Regions from separate parts of the Homo sapiens genome. Here region 2 is linked to region 1. A link is an interaction called in ENCODE POLR2A ChIA-PET data of the cell type or tissue named here. Cell type or tissue: MCF 10A. All regions are shown on one strand. Links, peaks and the distances in the headings refer to the core of each region. The heading gives the core; the rest is flanking DNA.

What was found. Peaks named below come from ENCODE experiments on the same cell type or tissue, not always from the same donor. Only the 100,000 strongest peaks of a DNase experiment are listed, where the experiment ranks them.
Region 2: POLR2A ChIA-PET joins it to region 1 with 6 read pairs; 7 of 35 experiments call an interaction of 5 or more read pairs at or near these places.

Annotation. Positions count from the first base shown.
Region 1 is chr14:61,532,075-61,542,297 of GRCh38, reverse strand. All of the region lies in intron 12 of PRKCH (protein kinase C eta), which reads right to left. PRKCH-AS2 (PRKCH antisense RNA 2) reads left to right here. Exons shown (of 3, transcript NR_188139.1): 3 at 4,392-6,925. Among named protein-coding and RNA genes, the nearest start is that of PRKCH-AS2, 8.3 kb to the left of the region's middle. RefSeq lists an enhancer at 3,800-4,999. In MCF 10A, for the core only: no CTCF peak of the experiment used is centred there; a DNase peak (open chromatin) is centred at 4,567.
Region 2 is chr14:61,582,103-61,592,325 of GRCh38, reverse strand. The region is part of intron 1 of LINC03033 (long intergenic non-protein coding RNA 3033); the gene reads right to left. Among named protein-coding and RNA genes, the nearest start is that of LINC01303, 17 kb to the right of the region's middle. In MCF 10A, for the core only: no CTCF peak of the experiment used is centred there; DNase peaks (open chromatin) are centred at 3,695, 5,645 and 6,085.

The sequences.
Region 1 (10,223 bases), core at 1,919-6,918:
TTTTTGATATGGAGTCTCGCTCTTGCTGTCTAGGCTGGAGTGCAATGGTGCACAATTTTGGCTCACTGCAACCTCCCCCTCCCAGGTTCAAGCAATTCTCCTTCCTCAGCCTCCCGAGTAGCTGGGATTACAGGTGTGCACCACCACGCCCGACTAATTTTTGTATTTTTAGTAGAGACGGGGTTTCACCATGTTGGCCAGCCTGGTTTTGAACTCCTGACCTCAAGTGATCCGCCTGCCTCGGCCTCCCAAAGTGCTGGGATTACAGGTGTGAGCCACCACGCCCGGCCTACAAACAATAGGTTTTAATGTGCAACTATATCTGCATTAACAATAGGACAGAGAAACTAAATGCAGCAAGATGGGTGCAGTGGAGCAGCTTCTTTGCAAATCTGGTGTCAGGTATGGTGCTTATCACATCTTGTGGGCACACAGGAGGCAGCTTCAGTTTTGAGTTGTTGGATGTTCCAGATTATAGAGTTTAACGCTGTGTCATTATGAGTCTTGAAATAACTGGGCCCAAATGTACTTTACTCACTAAAATATAAGTAATGGCCACAAGTATTTTTTTCCTCTTTCAAAATCTGTCTGATTTCATAGGAAGAGGACAAGTTATATAAATAAAGCAATTAGTCTAATAAGATTTTCTTCCAGGAGCCAGAGAACACTGTATTTTCTGCCTAATGGTTGGATGTGGCTGTTGGGCAAACAAAATGACCTTCTCCATTCATTCAATTTCAGACCTTAAACAAAGGGCAGAGAGAGAGTTAGCAGCTAATGCTGGCAAGTTAGAAGGCAAGGAAACTATGCCACAGAACCTTCCTGCCAATATTCCAGAGCGATGATCCTAAATGGGGAAAAGGCATTTAATGGCTCTAGAGAGGGTCCTGGGGAGAAAGGGCAGAGAAAGAGCACAGGACACAGAATAGAGTGCGGTTCACAGCCATGACGCCCAACCTCGCCATGACCATAGACCCTAATGGCCACCTGGGGCTGACGAGAAGCACACCACGCATGCGTGTTGCAGGCGCGTGTCTGTCTGAAGGATGCTGCTGGCACACGCAGATTCTGACCCAGTTATGAAGACCAACCTTCTCCTTTTATACCCCTCCTGCCAGCTGTTGGGGAGATCTGGAGACACCCCGTGCTAGCAGCACCCTCCAGCTCAGGGCAGTGGTCATGCAGGGATGTGGCTGCACAGTATGGGAGAGACACCAGGCTTGGACCTGGCATTGATAAGTCACTTTTCCATAGGAGAAGGCAGTGACAGACATTTAAATGCAAGATGGGGCTGATGACAGTCCACTGGGGGTGGGATGGGGCTTGGTAGGGTGGAAAGGACAGACAACAGACTTCCTGAATCTCTCTGGGGAAACAAACTGTAATCTTCCCAAGTCTAGGTTCTTATACCGAATGGTGCTGCTATGGAATACTGGACGAGCCAAGAGAAGGAGAGGTGCTCTATCCTGCTAAGATTGGATCTGGATGGAATTTGCTGGGGAGGGCTGGAACTAGTTACCTGCACACTCATGGCAATGGACCACCCTGCCAGGTATCCAGACTGGTTTGAGAAGGGGGAAGCTGCAGGAGTGGAGAGAGTAGAGAATGATACCGTTTGATACAAGTTACAGCTTAAGAAGTGGTAGCCATTACTACCATATATGTATGCTGCATACTCCTTTGTTGCATAGGCATTAAGTGTTCCAAATTCATTGGATATAATCCTTAAAGCAACTGTGGTTATTATTCCTAATTTAAAGATTAGGAAACTGAGAAACAGACCCATCTGTAACCTGTCACACAGTTTGGGAGTGCTACAGTCAGGATTTGAACTCAGGCCTTTGCTCTCAGTCCCTACGCTAGACTTCCCCTTGAGGCTACCAATCTTCTTATTTGGATTCTGGGTTAAGATACTTGGACCGACAGGTGAGGAGAATCATTACACAGTTTACTTTACTTTCACCTAATAAATGACACTCAGGACTTCATCTGATGAGAATTCACGCACTCTGTGTGTTTCCTTGTGTTGTACTTCTTTGCTGGCTCATGTGACATTCTTTTTCCTCTGATTCTATGGAAGGAGAAGGGCTGAGAAGTACATACAGTGCAGGTGGTAAGTGAAGGGAAAGAAAAGTAATAGGGCTGGAAAAAATCCGAGGCATCCTTCAGCCTGACACCTGGTTTTATTTCAAACTACTGAGGGTCTTTTTGCTGGAAAAGATAGAAGGACACTTAAAATTTTCAAATACTCAAAGAGCTGTCGGCCAGAAGAGGGATTAGATGAGAAATAATTTCAGGGAGAAATAAGTTCAGGGAGTGGAAGTTAAAGGCAGCATATCTAAATACATCATAAGAAAAACTAAAACACGTAATGTGGTTGTAATACTCAGTACCATTAAGTGATGAGAGTGCTCCCTGGCAGGAACAGCATTGTGTCATTGAAAACACGTGAAGCAGAGCCGGACTGGCCTGTCCGGCGTCAGGTGGGTGGGTGGCCACACCAGTGGCCTCCACAGTCTGTGCCCATATCAAGGGACTCTTTTCTTTCTTCTATTTTTGCATTTATCACTAAAAACTCTGGGAGGAAAAAAAAAAAGCTGGCATTTTGAAGATTGTCCTTCCCTCAGCTACAGATGCTTTGTTTTCCTTGAGTCTGAAATGGGCTTTTCTTTATTAAAAATAAAGTGAAATAAACTTGCTCAAGCTGATCTCCCTGAGCCAGTGATGGAGGAAGTGGGCATGTGGGTATATTTGAGAATGCCGGTGGGTCAGTGCCTTACCTGGCAGGTTGTAACTGACCAGCATCAGAATATTCTGTGCGATATCTCCAGAGACACACTACACAGTGTACTTTATTTTCTCTCGATGAAACTCAGTACACTAAATGCCCTATACTGTTCCTCTAGCGGGCAGGGGCAGTGCTCAAATCCGTGGTGGGTTTGCTGGCTGTGTTTTCCATGCTGTCTGTGACTGGAATCCAGCAGCCCTTCATAAGCACATACTCAATTCCTTTCCAAGGCTCCCAACACCCTGCCTTTCCTGGGTTTTATAATCATTATTGCTTCCTTGTATCTTCTTTCTGGTCATGGGACAATGTTGATTAACCGTAGGTAAAGGTTAGAGGCAAGTCTCGGAGATGGAAACCCAAGGTCATGCAGTTGTGCCAATGCCCGTTGTTAGACAACATGCTTCTATTCCTGACAAACCAGTCTCAAGCAGCTCTGACTGATGGGGCGGATTTCAATGCTCTCCAATGACTTCCAAGTGTTAAGAAAAAGCTGCTGCTACCCTACATGCCCAAGCTATACGAACTACTTTTTTCCAGGTATGATTCCCCAAATGTAGCTACTGAAGAGAAGTGAGTGCTGAACAAAGATTCTCTAGTGGGGACTATACAATGTCCTTTATCCTCCTCTGATGAAATCAAGGCCAGTACCCTTCTTTATCCTGGATGCGCATTATCTTTGGCATCCAAACCAAATCTAATGATCAACTGCCCCAAATTACTGACCTTTGATAGTTGGCAAGGACAAACAAACAAAAAACAACAAAGTCAAATACTTTTGTTGACAAGAGTTTTTCTAACTCGAAACAAAAAGCTTTTCTGACCCACAGACACCGGTTAGCAAATCTCCACACAGGAAAAGTTTCCGTGGTCATTTTACAAAAGCTTTGACATCTTTATCTTCCTGGCAGGGATGGAGATAAATGAGACATGCAGCATGAGTACTCTATTAAAAATACATTTTAAAAAATCCTTTACACTGCTATCAAAATGTAAGGACTTCCAACCTTAGGAAACTTACAATTTAATGAGGGAAAAAGAAGTAGAGATCAAGAACTTTAGTAAAATTATATGACTTAAAAAGACCCAAATACAAAATCTCTGGGAAGAGCAGTGTTTTTCTGTTTTCTGCAGACACTGGCCTTGATCTGTGAGCAAACGGTTCCTTTTCTGAAGGGTGTTAACCTCACTAGGGGTTTTGGTAAGAGGCCTGTGGGGCACCTTCCTTTCCTCAGACAGGTATTCCAGTCCTGGCAACAGTCTGCCAGGTTGCATGTTAACCACTCCTCTTACTCAAGGATCTTTTGATAACTTTCTTTGGATTTCCCCTAACAGTGTTTGAAAAACCAGCCCTAATGATCTGGGGTTGGATCCTCTGCGTTACTCGGGTCCCATTTTTCCCTCCTCTTCCCCAGCCTTCTCCTGGCTGACCACCTTTGCTGGCTTCCTTGAACATTCCAGCCTCTCCCAGGAGGGGAGTAGGGAAATGAACAGGAAGACAGTCAATGCTCCTGGAATTCACTGCCTGGTGACAGATGTGGGACACACTCAGGGCTAAAAGAGGATCCCCGAATTAACTGTGGTTCTCCCTCCTTTGTGCGTACAGGCAAACAGGATTCCTGCAGACAATGCTCGGATGATGAAATCTGAGAGGCTGGATGACAGAGAAACCCACATGCATACACACACACTTTATAAAGCTTAGGAACAAAAGCACTTTATAATCTCCTTCTGATGCCAAGTTTACAGTGCTTCCAGAGTCAACAAAGGTGACTCAGGAGAGTGCACCCAGCTCCTTTCAGCACTTATTTAGCTCAGCCACCTGTGTGAGCTCAAAGACAAGGGTGCCGACTTCACCTGAGTAGACCCTGAGTCACGTGATTTCTTGCTGGAGATGATTCAGCAAAGGAGCACTAACCTCTGAGACAAGGCTTCAGCTTCCTGAGCTCTGCTGACTCGCCTGGGACTTCCCTAAGCCCTTCTGGACCTAGATGAGGGCAAAACTCAGTGGAACCTCAGAAGCCCTAAAAAAATGATAGACTTTCTTTTGTCTCATCATTATCAGCATTTTGGGATGATTTAGTCAGCCTAAGAAACCTGATGGCATGTTGACACCAGAAAACAGGTAGTATATATTCCCAAACCAAGTTAAAAAAAATTAAGAAATAACAGCTGGAATGCCTTTTATTTTTTCTTTACACAAATGTGTGTGTCATCGTCATATGCCTTTTTTGTGTTAATTTCTGAGGATCCTGCCAGTGTGAATACTCCATTCTCTGCGAGTCGCAGGTCAGGCTGCTTTTGAGGCAAGCACACGTTAAGTATTGAGCAGAAACATTTGAAGCAAAGATGAGAAAGACAGAAGGGGAAGCAAGAAAAATAGTCTTCCCAGTGTGCCTATTTGGGTGCATATAAAGTTACTTTTAGATGTGCGATTACTGGTTAATGATTTGGGGAATTCTTTTCAAGTAGAAATCCTGGGCTAAAAACTAAGTGTGCTCAAGCTACCCCCGCACCCACTGATTCTGCACTCCATGGGAAAAGTTCTCACAAGCAAGTCCTTTGTCCACTACCCACGTCTATAGGAAATGTTTGAACAGCTATACACAAAGAACTCACAAGTCCACAACCTCGGGGGTGTTGCGGGTGGAGAGGGCAGTGGTAAAGGTGATGACAGGGAGGGCCTGTGGGGACAGTAATATTAGATTAGTGGTCAGAAGATGCTGGAGCCTGCCTTGCCAGTCACACACTTTTAGAGGAATGCTGGACAGTACACACCCTCCCCAACCCTGAATGTAGGCCCTCGCTGACATCACGCCAGATGAAGCCCTGAGGTCTTTAACATCTGTAACTCTATGGCATGTAACATAAACAGGTGTCTGACCAGTTTCCCCAGATATAGAATAATAATAATACCTTTCATTTAAAAAGGTAAGAGGGAATTCAACAAGCTTTCCTTCTTAAATAAATCTCCATCTCAGGAAGCCATGGAAAGATGCCCCTCCCACACTAAGACTGTAGAGAGAGGCACTGTGAAGGTCTGGCTTGGAGATCTCAGCTCTTCCTGCCTCTCAGGGGGAAAGGGCAGATCCAGCAGGCCGGGAAAGGATCTCCCAGGGTCCCAAGGAGGCAGCATGGGGCAAAGTCCAACAGTGAGGATTCTCTCCTTCTCTGGTCTCTTTTCTGTTAAAAATGCTTCTTTGGGGTACCCTTCATTACTACCCTGGAGGTTGAAGGACACTTCTTGAGAAGGCATAGATACTCTTCAGGTATGCTGAAGAAATGAGTTGTGCTAAAACCACTGGTTAATTTTGTCTGTGGCAAAAAATCATGAGGGTGACATAGACTCCCAGGCCAGGAACCCGAGACTGGATTTAAGAGATGTGGCCAGGATCCACAGGGGAGCTTGTATGTGGCTCACATCATTAGCTCTTTCTGTATATTTGTATTGTAAACCATTTCCCTTCATTTGTGAAGATGGAGATCACTTTTTCTATACAGGCTAGAAATGTTTCTTCATACACACACGCTGAGCTTGTTTATAAAAGATATTCATTTATATGGTGGTTTTAACAACTTTTCCATGTGGAAATTTTAGACGACAGTAACACAGACCCTCATGTACTCATCACTCAGCCTTGATGGTTACTGACACATGCCCAATATTGTTTCATCTGTTTCTCCCCACAACTCCTGGATTAATTTGAAAGAAATCCTAGAAGTCACTTAATCAGCAAATACTCCAGTCTGTTGGTCCACTCCTTATACAATAGCCAGGGTGATCTTTTACACATGAAGTAGTGATTGCATCACTCATGCTTGCTTGGAATTCTTCAAAGACTTACGTTGGCACTTCAGATAAAGTGTAGACTCCTTCGCGTGACCTAGGATGTCCTTTGGGCTCTCACTGTTCCCTCAGCCTCCTCACCTGAAGCTCTCACTGCCCCACCCCTTTGCTCATCACACTCCAACCCGCCTGCCATTGAGCTACTCAAATGGACTGCTCCTTTCTCAAGACCTCTGCACACTTTCAAGCCTCATTTCTCTTCAGCCTTTATTAAATGTCATCTCCTCCAGATGGCCTCCTTTGGTGGCCCAGGTCATGTTAGATCTGCCTGTTAAATAAATGCTTTCAAAGAACCTTGGATTTTATTTTTTTCTCATTAAATTGTAAGTATATAGTTAATGTTTAATTTCTCTTTAAAATTTCTTTCTCCCTCCCCACCCCAACTGGACTGTAAATTCCACAAGAGCAGGATCATGTTTGCCTCACTCATCACTGAATTCCTGGCACCTCGCACAGAACCTGAGTATTGCAGAACCCATGCCTGCTATGCACATATGCATTGATATAAGCCTATTATATAAATAAACAGATCAATATCTATTTGGCTATTTACACCCCACCTATATGTCTTTGGTCAAGATTTAAAAGCTCCTGGAAAAACAAAAATACAATTTCCTTAGGAATAAAAGCCTACCACAGCCTTGTGTAAAATTAAGCACTTAATAACCTTGATGATGTTGCTGAACTGTTCAAGGAGAAGATGAGGATAATGACATCTCTAAGTGTGTTGTGAAATTACTACTCACAAGTTAGCAATACTAATCACTTACTCTTGTATCGTGCATTCCACTTGGAAAACACTTTCATGTATACTGCCTTATTTGAAGCGGGCACTATAGGTGTTATTATCACACCTTTATAGACTGAAAATCAGTGGCAGAAGTCACATGAGGTCTAGGGTGTGTTCTTTCCATTCTAACATGTAAAGTCCCTTCATCTCTCTGGGCCCGTTTCCTCATCTACAGATGAGGAAATGTGGACAAAATATTTTTAAACTATTTCCAGCTCTACAATTCTGTGTTTATGCCTCTAATGATCACAAAGCTCTATAAAATTAAGGGCAAAGACAAATAATTACAGTTCAAAACTTAGCACTCATGATTTCCCTACTGTTTTTAGAACTATGCAAAACACCATCCAATGGATTCAACTATTCACATGAGGAACTCTTGAAGTCACCAAGCTCCCAGAAAGCCTGATCTTAGGTGGACACAAAATTCTGGAAAAAGGCGTCAAGTCAATATTGGTAAAGAACACAGTATACCTTGATCTGGCCCTGTGCAGCCAAATGAATGCTTGTTCAGAGTGCACGTACCACATCTTACTTATCTATTCATCTGTTGATGGACACATGGGTTGCTTCCACCTTCGGGCTATTGTACGTAATGCTGCTATGGACATGGGTGTACAAATATCTATTAGAGTTCCCACTTTCAATTCTTTTGGGTAAATATCCAGAAGTAGAAGTGCTAGATCATATGGTAATTCTGCTTAATTTTCTGAAGAACCTCCCACCATACCATTATCCACACCATTTTACATCCTCATCAGCAGTGCACAAAGGCCCCAATTGATTTAAGTAATGTGTTAAATGGCCTTTGATGAGTCACAATTTCTCAGTACCTCATGGTTTCCTCATCTATAAAACGAGGGGGTTGGAAGGGACAATCTCTAAGTTTTCTTCTGGTAGTAAAATAACTATATTGGCCTAATTAAATCAAGTTGCAATTAGAGCCAGAAAGCAGCCTGAGTGGTTGGCATAGCACACCTTGCTATCTCGAACCCTCCTCCTAATATGACAAATACTTTTTCAGAGATAAGGGCAGAGTGTAAAAAAATCATTTCATGCATGCAGCTCTCAGCAGTAATAGTGCAGGACACTTCCTGGGCACGTACCCTGTGCCAAGCACTGCTTCAGGCACCCACACATGTTATCTCATGCCAACCACGCAGTAGCCCTGTGGGTTGTACACCCCACCTGCTGAGGCATGGAAGAATTAGGCCATTTGCCCAAGGAAATGGAGAGGAAACTAAGGCATGCAAGAATTATGCCATTTGCCCAAGGTCACACAGCCTATTAGTCAAAGAGCCAAGATCTGCCCCCAGGCAGCTCTGCTCTGGAGGCAGGTTCTTAACCAACCCAATTCTGATGCCTTTCCCTCCTCAGTGTGTCTCCTCAAGTCTTGAGTGCTCTGAACATTTCTTTTTTCTCTTTGATCACATTTCTATTTAAATGTCTCAGTCCCCTGCAAAGACTAGCTGAATGTTTTCATCTATACCATTTAAGCTTCTTGTTTTTAGGCATGGAGAGTAAAATGCACAAAAAAAAAAAAAAAATCCCAGAAATCCTCTTAGTGATTTTTTTTTTTTTAGTAATTTTATCTGACAACATTTAAGTGTTTTTAAGAAAATTACATTGAAGGTACATGCCTTGAAGGAGGAAAAAACAGAATGCTTATTATGTGCCCGGGAAGTTTACCTATATTATTTCATATAATCTGGACAATCACCCTATGGTATGGATTTTATTACCTCTATTTTACAAGCAAGGACACTGAGATTCAGAGAGGCACAGAGGCTCACCAAGGCCACTCAGCCAGAAGGTAACAGGACTGGGAGGCAGGCCCGGCACTGTGAGCCCAGAGCCCCTGCTCCTTCCTATGTGGAAGATACCCAGAGAGAGCGTCGAGTGTTATTTAGGAAAATGAGTGCTAGACGCATGATATGTAACAATCGCAGCTGCTGCCTCCATCAGTGGAGCAGCTGGCATGAGAAAGGAGCTGAAATAAAGAGAAGTGAAGGGACTTGTAGCTTCCCAAAAGTGAACCTGCAAGGAGAGAGAACAACTCAGTCTCCACTGGATGCGATTCTCCTTAGGCACCAGAGGCTGTTTCCTCTTGGAGGAAAGACCATGAGGCTATTACTGGACAGTGTATCTGCTCGTTACCAAAAATATCCATATTTACATAAAAGATATAGCTTGAAGTAACTGAGCTCACCCGGTTAAAAAGAAACAAGTCTTAAAAATTCCATAGGAATCTTAACCTTGCTTAGTACTTGTCCTAGGTTCTAGGCTAAGGGGATGATACCTAGTTTCAGATTTAGTTGGAAAGCATTCTCTCAAGAGGACTCTGAAACACGAGAATGAGGTTGAGGACTTCTAAAAATGTAAAGACAAAAAATTAGGAATGTCCAACTCAAATGGTGATGTGGCCTCTTAAGATTTCTACTAGACCTAGATTCAAAAGGCATAGGGTATCTATCAGAGAAACACTGATCTGGATTGCTAATCCAGTGTTTATATTAGAGAATATAAAAATTTATTGAGGCATAGACTGACTTTTATTTCCTACCCTTCATGGTACCAAGCCTAGTGACCTTTATACACCAATGCTGATAACAGGCATTTTTTTTATGGCTTGAACCAGTATTTTAATTTGAATTATGAACTGTGGGGTCCTTCATCTAAATATTAAAACTACTAAATCAGCTACAGTAATTGGACTAAATATGTGGAGCATGGAAAACCATTAGTATGATGAAGGTGGCTGTTGCAGGCCACAGAAGGCTGGCATGCTTTTTTACAAAAAG
Region 2 (10,223 bases), core at 1,806-6,805, 50 kb before region 1:
AGGCAAGGAAACAGGTACTTCCCTGCAGCCTCTGGGAGGCAAAGGCCCCGCAGACATCTTGATGCTAGGATTTCTGAGTTCCAGAACTATAAGGTAGTACATTTGTGTTGCTTTAAGCTACTAAGTTGTGGTAATTTGTTACAGCAGAAATAGGGAACTAATACACCACTCTGAACAATGACTGACCTCAGCAGAGTAGGAGACAGTCAGACTATTTCCCGTACACCCAAAACCCCAGGCCTGGAGGGAGGGGCTGGGGCAGGTCAGGAACAGGTCTTGGGATGCTGAGAGGCCAGTATGCTGCAAGCCTCTGCTGTTTCACAGGGAGATGTGGGGCCTGCTGTTCTTCTCGCTAAAGTCTTCCAGTGGCCTCCCAGGGCATGGGGAGTAAACCCCAAACCCCCTAACACAGCCCACCTTTCTAGCCTCATCTCAGCCCATCTCTCCCTCAGTTACCACACTGCAGATGTTCCTGCCTTCTTCCTGCTGCTAGTCTCACCTTAGAATCTCACAGGGAACCTTCTGATCACCTCCTCAGAGAGCATTTACCTGACCACCTCTCCAAAGTGTCCCCCAGTCATTCTCTGACAACTACTTTTATTGTCTTTATAATGCCCGGTAATACCCGTGACTTTATTTTTAAATATATTTTTTAATTTTTAGTTCTGGGGTACATGTGCAGGATGTGCAGGTTTGTTACACAGGTAAACATGCGCCATAGTGGTTTATTGCACCTGTCGACTCATCACCTAGGTATTAAGCCCAGCATACATTAGCCATCTTTTCTAATACTCTCCCTCCCCCCACCCCATCCCCCAACAGGCCCCAGTGTTGTTCACTCATGTTGTCTGTGTCCCTCAATAAAATGTATACCCATGAGAACTATCCATGTCACGGCTCTGTCCCAAGTGCCTGAGTATGTTTCCCATTCAAAAAGTATTTGTTGAATGGATGAATAGACCTGAGGCAGCCTTCCAACAGGAGCACCTGCTTTCTTCCGGCATCATCTCTAGCCCTGCAAGAGGAGCTTCTGCTTAGATAGGAATGCTGAGAACCATCAGAATCTTTTCTCTGCAGGATTCCTGGCTGCCTTTAGACATAAGCCTGGCGCTCACATCTGGGCCATGGTGTGCTCCTGTTGAACATAATTTCCATAGAACACCAACATCAGATACAGCCGCTCTGTGACTGTAATGGAGCAAAAGAAAACAAGATGATCCCATAATCATGTCTAGACCCAGACAAAAATAAGAACATTGTCCGAACCACAAGAATGACCAAAGATGCTCCTTTCCTGGCTAATATGAGCAACTTCTGCTTCTTTATTAATTACACCTTTAGCCTCATCTCATTCCTTCTGCCTTCTAGGTAAGAATTATTAAGATACCCAGTCCTAGAATTACCTCTGCTTCCTGATAACATCCAAAATCCAGAGCAATCTCCCACTTCCCTGAATCCTCCCCAGTATCACCTAAGCCCAAATCCTACAAGAAGTCCTTTATCACATCCTCTTACTGAGCTGCCCCATGGCTCCCCGTGCTATCTGTGTGTTATTCCTCATTGCAACTAGTCCATAAACCCAACATTGTCTGACTTCAGTTCTCTAGCAGGAGGACTGGAGGACTGACTTCAGTTCTCTAGCAGGAGGATTGGCAAAGTGGACTGGAAGGCAGGCCCAACTTTTTTGCTATCTGTGAGGGAGAAATCCTAATTGGGCCAACTGGTCAGCTAGAAAATCCTGAACTGCTTTGCCAATGAAACAATAATACTGGATGCATCCGGGTGCACATTACCCAACTGGCACAAGACAGAGGCTGGTGGGGTTCCTGGTGGAGCTGCTTCCTTATAGGTGCATGGCAGGAAGGGGCCCAGCAGGTGCAGCTGTGGCCTGCCTGGCTGGCCTCAGAGGTGCCTCTGCCCAAGCCACAGCTGCTCCCCACTGCTAATCTATCCAAGTCAATCTCAACACAGTTCGAAAGCCCCTCCTGCTTGCACTCATTTCCTGTGCTTCTTACATTCCCCCTCAGACTCTTCTCCCTGCCTGAGCTAATCTTGTTGATCCCCCCACCACCTCCCGCCTCCACGCCGCCCCACAGCCTGCACCTCTGTCACAGGTCTGTGCATCTGCACCAGCGGGGGTCTGGCCTCTGGCCTCCGTCCGCTTTTAAAGCCTTGCTTGATGATTAACCCACATCTTCCCCAAAGGCTTCTTGGCTGAGCCCAGTTGGCTGCCCAAGTTGATAGCAGCTGCTGTCAACATTTACAAAGGGAGCTCCAGTGATGGTAGCTGACTGGGGTGATTTACGGGGTTTGGCCGTGGTGGGAGTGGGGTTCACATAATTCATCTCCACACGTAGAGCCTCAACTTCCCCAGGGCAGAGGTTTTTTTCTTTTCCCCCTGGGTTTTTGACCACTTCCTCCCCAGTACCCAGAAGCTGAAAAGCCAGTGCTCAGCACTCCAGAGGCTCAGTGCCCTATGAGAAGGCCAGTCAAGAAGAGACTGTCTCCTACAGGACTGGGGAATGATACCTGCTTCTCAGGTGATCAATGCCTGCCGCTGGCAGGAATTGTCAGGGATTCTAGAAGCATGTCCATTATCTTGATGGGCCCAAGTTGTTTGTTCCTAACTCTGAGCTTCATGGCTTTCTATCCACAAAATCTTGATCCTGGGATATTTTTATTTCTCAATCTAGACATCTGCCAGCCTGTCTGACTACTGCAGGGCCCAGCTCACTTTAGTTAGGGGTGACAGTTAATCTCTGATGTCTTTCTCATCAACCTCCTCAGGTAAACATGATGACTCTTTAGAGAGCAAGGTCAAAATTACATCCAAACAGATTTATATTAAAGGAGGGTATTGGGATAAAGGATGCTCTATTACCTTACAGAGAACCAGGTTAATCTAAATGCACAGACGTGGGGAAATGCCCAAGATAGGATGTTAAGTGAAAAAAGCAAAGGTTGCAAAATAATATACACATCATGAGCTTATGTTTATACGCATCTATTTGCATGATTTTTATGTACAGGAAGAGTTAAAAGGATATTTACCAAACTGTTCCATAGCAGTAGTTATGAAAGGGCTTTCAATATTTAACCTTTCTAAATAATTTCGATTCTTTTACAAAGTTATATTTGTTATTTTGCAATCACTCAAAAATAATTTTTTAAAAACAGGGATTTGGGATAGCAGCTCTTACTTTCATCCCATTTAATTATATTTTTAAAATCTACAAAAAATACACAATTTTGCTTCACCTTTTAAAACATACTACTTAAATGAGGCTTTATGTATATCTTCATTGTTTAAATGTTTATCATTTCCGATTTATTCTTTACTTTTTAAATATCTCAAAGCACTTTGGATGTCCCACAAGCTTCGTACTGATGCTGTCCTGTGGAAATCCGAGAAGGCATGATTCTAAACCCCTCAGAAAAACAGCTCCTTGGGGAAATGGTCGAGCGGCAGTTATTCATTGTATTCTTTCAACATACATTATTGAGTGCTACTGAGTACCAGGCTGTGTGCTTGATGCCAGGGCCTAAACAGTTGACAAAAAAGGAATTGCAATTTAAAGGAAACACTCTAGGCTCTTCGGGTGCCCTGGAGCCACAGGCTTGCCCCAACAGTGTAGGGTAGTGGGAACCCAGCACCTCTGCCTAATGGCCTCAGGAGCTTATGCCAGTTAGGGATTGGGTCAGATGCTAATAACAATTGCCAAAAATAACACAGGCTTAAGTAAGATAGTTTATTTTTCTTTCATTTAAACAAGCAAGTCTGGAGCTCGGCAGTCCAAGGTTGCTACAGCAAGTCACGGTCACCAGGGACCAGACTCCCCTTGCCTTTCTCAAGGTCACAAGTTGGTGCTAGAGCCTTAGCCGTCTTGTCTTCATTTCAGGCAAGAACCAGGAAGAAGAGGAAAGAGCTTAGAAACTCCAAGTAAATAGCCTATACCCCTTTTAAGAAGCTTTTTTGGAAGTCTGACCCAATGATCTGTTTCCATCTTATGGGCCATAGCTGCCTGCCAGGGAGACTGGAAAATAGAGACTTTTAGCCAGCCACACTGCCTGGCCATGTAAAGTTAAAAAGTGCCTTTTAAATACTAGGTGGGCAACCAGCAGTTCCTGCCCCAGGGTGATAGATGAAAAGGTGAGTTTTCAAAGATGAAGGCCTCAGACCTGGAGGGTATTTAGATTTGGAAGTAAAATGGTTCAAGAAGTGACATAAAGAAAGGAGGAGAGAGAAATTTATTCAACAAAGACTGATTGAGAGTCTAGGGTCTGCAGGTACTCCAGGTAACAAAGGGAAAGAAGACCCCACTCTTGGCCTCAAAGTCCAGTGGGGGTGGACATCTCACCAAATACTAAGGAATTAAATAAGATAATACTTGTAAAGCTTTCAAATGTCACCTCTCTTTTGAAGTCTTCCTCAAAGTTAGTCATTTTTTTGCTTAAGAATTCAACAGCACAGTTTTCATATCTAAATCCTAACAACTGGCTGGGGTTCTTTGTAATTTTATATGACTGTCACCCCCATTTTCCTTTGCTACCTGGAGTACCTGCACACTCTAGACTCTCCATCAGTCTTTGTTGAATAAATTTCTCTCTCCTTCTTTCTTTATGTCACCTCCTGAACCATTTTACTTCCAAATCTAAATACCCTCCAGGTCTGAGGGCTTCATCTTTGAAAAGTCACCTTTAGGCTCTGGTCTTCTCAGGCTTGAGACAGAGTGAAAAGAGCACATAGGACTGGCCTCAAGTCATCTGCTTTGTGCCTTATCTGCTGTGTGGCATTAGAATAATTGCTTACCCTCTCTGAACTGCAGTTTTCTTCTCTAGGAAGTGGGGATACTATTAGTGACCGTTCGTGTGATGTGAGGATTGAATGAATGAGTTCAGCATGTATCTGGCATGGAGCAGCACTCAGTAGACAGTAGCATCTTTGGTTTTCTTTTCTTGTTATAGTTTCCTTCCTACTCTAATAGAGCATGTCCAGACAAGTTAAAAGTAGTTAGCAATCTTTTGAGCTCTTCCTATGTGCCAGGTCTTCTTCTTCATTTAGTCCTGGCAATAGGACCTGAGGTAGTAGTACCTGAGGTAGGTACCACTGTAATCATCCCCATTCTACAGAGGAGGATACCGAGGCTCAGAGAATCACCCAGCTAGAGGACAGACGCAGGGCCGTAGTCTTCTGGCCACAGAGGTCATGCTTCTAACTGCTACACAACACTGCTTTTCATGTTGCACTTGGCAACTGTTAGCCTCAGCTTGTCTACCATGACTTCTTCCACTGTCCAGTCATTGACAATTTCCCTGGGTGCTCCAGAGCCCACATCACTCCAGGGATAGGCCAGGAGGAGTCTGGGTCAGTGTAAGAGCTTAAAAGTCCCCGCAGAACCCTGGCATCTACACACTCCCCAGAGAACGTTATAAAAAGTTCAGCTTCAGAGTATGAGAACAGCTGTGACCTCAGTCCAGTTGTCATCGTAAGAGGCACCCTTACCTTATGAGAATCCAGCCTCTGAAAAATTCAAAATTATATATATATATATAAATCAATGTGTGTGTGGGGGAGGATGATGTACATTACATAAAGATAATTCACTTTATAAAGTGAGTCACCCCGGGCTTCCTTTATTTAGCCATCTTTCCTTGTGCACTTACAGTGATTTAATTTTTTAAACATTCCATTTATATGAAACTTTACAGGGACATGTCTATTAAGCTAAGTGAGATACACCCATGTAATTTCATGAGCTTCATATTGCAAGGAAATTGCTACAAACCCTGTCTGAGAGAACCCTTTCCCTTGTATTTTTCTCTTCCAAATTTTCCCCTGAGGAAAACTTTTTGAATCCTATTATAGGAAGAACATCATTGAAAATCATTCAATTATCACAAAAGAAAGAAGTTAATTTTAGCTGTGCTGGGAGCTTCCACCAACCATTCCCATCCTTTTTTAGCACTGGAAAAGTACAGTTTCTTTTCCTAGAATTTTAAAACGTGGAGAGATCTGGGAATCAGTAGTTAAGGATCTGGCCGCCAGCCAGGGGCAGAATGCTGATGACATCACGGAACTTAGAGGCCAGTAAAGGAAGGGACTGTTCAGAGAGTTGGCCTTCCAAGCAAGGTTGGCCTTGGCTGTTCTGGGCACACTGTACCAGTGGGTGGATTAATGAGGTGCCTTCCTGACCAGGCTGCCAGTGATGGGGCAGAAAATCACCAGCAAGAAAAGGGCAGAAGGCAGAGAGGGAGGAAGGAGAACAGGGGTGAGAGTCTTTAAAACCTTGGAGAGAAGAGTGAAACCTATACTTTCATTACATCTTGTAGTAATTTAAAACCATGCTTGAATGTGAAACAGAATCTTTAGGATGCCAATGACTAGAAGCTACTCAATCACCAGCCTGAACTGAAAAAGAACAAGGAACCTAAGCATTTAAAGCCTTTTAGGAGTGGTCTTCTAGAGGAAACCAGAGCCTGCTGTGAGTTTACATTTCAGGAAAACCTGGCCTGGTGAAGCCTGCCCTGACTCATGCCTATGAGCTGGAGCTGATGTTCATTGCTCGGAAAGGTCGATGTTCCTTCTAAAGCAATGAAACACAGAGCTGGGACCCAGGACTGCTCAGAAATCCCCTGGAAGCTCTTCTGCACAACCCTGTACCTACCTACATCTTTTTCTTTAACTTATTTTTTTTTCTTTTAAAGATAGGTCTCCTTATTTTGTCTAGGCTGGATTCAGATTCCTGGACTCAAGCAATCCCATCCTCCTCATAGTAGGGACTATAGGTGTGCTGGCTTACCTAGGTCTTTAAATAGGGCCTGACTAGGGTGAGGCCAACAGGTGTATAGGGCATAAGATTTAAGGAGGTTCTCACTCTCAGGGCTGTGCAAGTGCAGGGTTGGCTCCTGAGAGTGGCCACCTCCTTAAATTTGCATGCTATACACTTGCCTGGCCTCACTCTCCCTGCCCTGCCTTTCTAACTCCCCATTTAGTAACTCCCAAATTCTAATTGGTTAGGGATGGGGTATGGATATTTTTAAATGCTCCTCAGATAATTCTAACGGGTAGCCAGGATGGGGAGCCACTGCTTTAAGTGAACAAGGGTTGGTGGTAAATTGAAAGAATCCAATTGAAAGCCAAGAATCAATCTTGACTTTATCTTTTTCTATTGTGTTAACTGGGGGAAACAATTCTTATCAAATTCATTTTGGTTCAGTCTGTTCACTAGCAGTCACAAAGGGTCCTGTACAGGGTTGCCAGATAAAAAACAGGACACCCAGTTGAACCGAATTTCAGATAAACAACAAATAATTTTTTAGACTTTTCTGAAATTCAAATTTAACTGGGGATCCTGTATTCTCGTTTGCTAAATCTGGCGACCCTCGTTTCACATGACAAGTCAAATGTGTGGATTTAACTGCATGGGGCAGCATTTCCTAGTTTGTACTACAGAACACACGCTGCAGTAGATATAATGTGTATTATACCAAGAAAAAAAATTTGAGTTTGGCAAACATTGGGTGAAACAAAGTTAACTGGGTTTTTTGACTGTAAAACTTCTCAGAGTCTTTGATATGCAAATGTTCAGTGACCCCTCAAGTTGGAGACTTGTGGAGTTCCCAAACTTACATAACGGGGGACATCTTACATAACTAATGTTCCAGTAAACTTACTGCAGAAAACACTACTGGGAGAGGAGGGGGTGCTATTGAAGGGTTTTAAACAGTCAAGTAACAAGATCAGACTAATGACTGAGGTAGATAATTCCACTTTCAGAAGTACCAACTTGAAAGGAACAAGCACAGAGCCCAGGCAGAAGGCTGTGTTATTTTAAGAGGGCTGCCATGACTAAGTGCCACAGACTGGAGCTTGAACAACAGAAGTGGATTGTCTCACAATCCTGGAATCTGGACTTGTGAGATCAACGTTTGTCACAAGGATTGGTTTCATTTTGAGGACTCCTTCCTAGGTTTGCAGATGGCCGGTTTCTCCCTGTCTTCACATGGTCTTCCCTCTCTGTGCATCTGTGTCCTACTTTCTTCTTATAAGGACATCATGATGGCTCACGCCTGTAATCCCGGCACTTTGGGACGCTGAGGCGGGTGGATCACGAGGTCAAGAGATTGAGACCATCCTGGCCAACATGGTGAAACCCTGTCTCTACTAAAAATACAAAAATTAGCTGGGTGTGGTAGTGCATGCCTGTAGTCTCAGCTACTCGGGAGGCTGAGGCAAGAGAATCGCTTGAACCCAGGAGGTGAAGGTTGCAGTGAGCCGAGATCGCACCACTGCACTCCAGCCTGGCAACAGAGTGAGACTCTGTCTCAAAAAAAAAAAAAAAAAAAAAAAAAAAAGGACATCAGTCATATCGGATTAGGGCCCAGCCATATGACCTAATTTTGCCTTAGTTACCCATTTAAAGGCCCTGTCTCCCAAAACAGTCACATTCTGAGGTGTGGAGAGGTTGTTGAGGGGATATAATTCAGCCCATAACAGAGAGCTTTATAATAAATCTACTGACAGATGATGGAGGTTGTGAATCAAGGCAGTGGGGATGGGGAGAAAGATTGAATCCCAGAAATATTAAAGAACCAGAAATCAAAGGACAGGGGAATTCATGAGACATGGTGAATGAGCAAAAGTAAAGCAGAGTTTCGAGCAAAGAGTAGCACTCAAATATTTTTGTTGCCATCCCTTTGCTGTTTCCCGAGTCTAGAATAGAATCATGTAACACAAATTCATGCTCATAATGCAGTGTTTGATTGAATTCATTTCTGGGATAGATGCATGAACAACACAATTATTAAATATTTCCTGGCTGGGTGTGGTGACTTATGCCTCTAATCCCAGAACTTTGGAAGGCGGAGGTGGGAGGACCACTTGAACCTAGGAGTTCGAGACCAGCCTGAGGAACATAGTGAGACCTGTCTCTACTAAAAATGCAAAAAATTAACTGGGTGTGGTGGCACGCACCTGCAGTCCCAGCTACTTGGGAAACTGAGGTGGGAGGATCACCTGAGCCCAGGAGGTTGAGGCTGCAGTGAGCCATGATCATGCCACTGCACTCCACCCTAGGTGACGGAGTGAGACTGTCTCAAAAAAAAAAAAAAAAAAAACACGTTTCCTATTTGCCAATATGTCCACTAATTTTTATATTGGGATGATTGACTAATCTCTGCATCATCTCTCTCCACTCTTGGAAAGAGATGTTGAGCATTATGGGAGTGCTCATCTGTGCCAGATTAACGCTGCTCCATTGGTCTCCAAGGAGAAAAAAGGCTTGGTGAAGAGTCTCTGACTTGGAAGCAATGCCTTGAACAGACCTGGCTCCCTTGGGGGCTGTGGTTTTCAGGCCCTAGTCCCTGTCTTCAATCTAAGAATTAGTCAAAATGCAGCCAATAACTTTTGGAAGTGGAACTCCTAGGCAAGTTTTGATAGTATTAAAAAATCACTGGGTGGGTTAGACAAATGGAAATGTAGCCATAGGACATTTTGAGCAGCAGCCTTCAGTTTTACATGTTCTACAAAACAAAAAGAAACTTTTGGTATTGCCAGAGTCAGGACCAAAGACCCACAGGTCAACATACCCTCCAAGCACCAGCCTTTGGGCTCTCTTTCTGGCCTCCTTTGGCCTGGGCACCTAGAATATCAACAGCTGGACCGCCATGGTATGAAGGGGGTATACTGGTAACACTCTAAAAATCTGCCAGAACTACCACAAGCTAGGACCTATCTTTGCTGAAGTGTGCAGAATTCTTGTTGATACAAGTGTTCTTTCAGTTAAAAGCCATAAATTCCTTCTGGTTTAACTAAGGAAGAAAAAATCAGTTGGGAGAACTTGGTTCTTTTCCTTTTTGTCTCCTGAGGATTGATGTATTGCTCAGCCTTTTGGCCTGTCCAACAAGTAAGGAAGGATGCTGGCCAAAGTGCAACCATTGTCTGTCATCTTTGACTCTTTGGAGTCTGTAATCTTCCATGGTTTCTTCCTCTCAGCTTACACTTGAAGTCTACTTCCTTCCAAAGATTTTCCCTTAACCAGTCATCTCATAGCACTTAATATTTTGCCTCATTGTAGAGCTGGAGGCTTGCCCTGAACTCCCTGTTCAAGTACTATCTCCTTGAAAGGCAGAAAGGAATTCCTCTGTGATCTCCCATGGCTCCTAGCACTTACCTTGATAATGGCAGACTGCACTGAACTGGTCCTGAATCGGATGCAGCATCT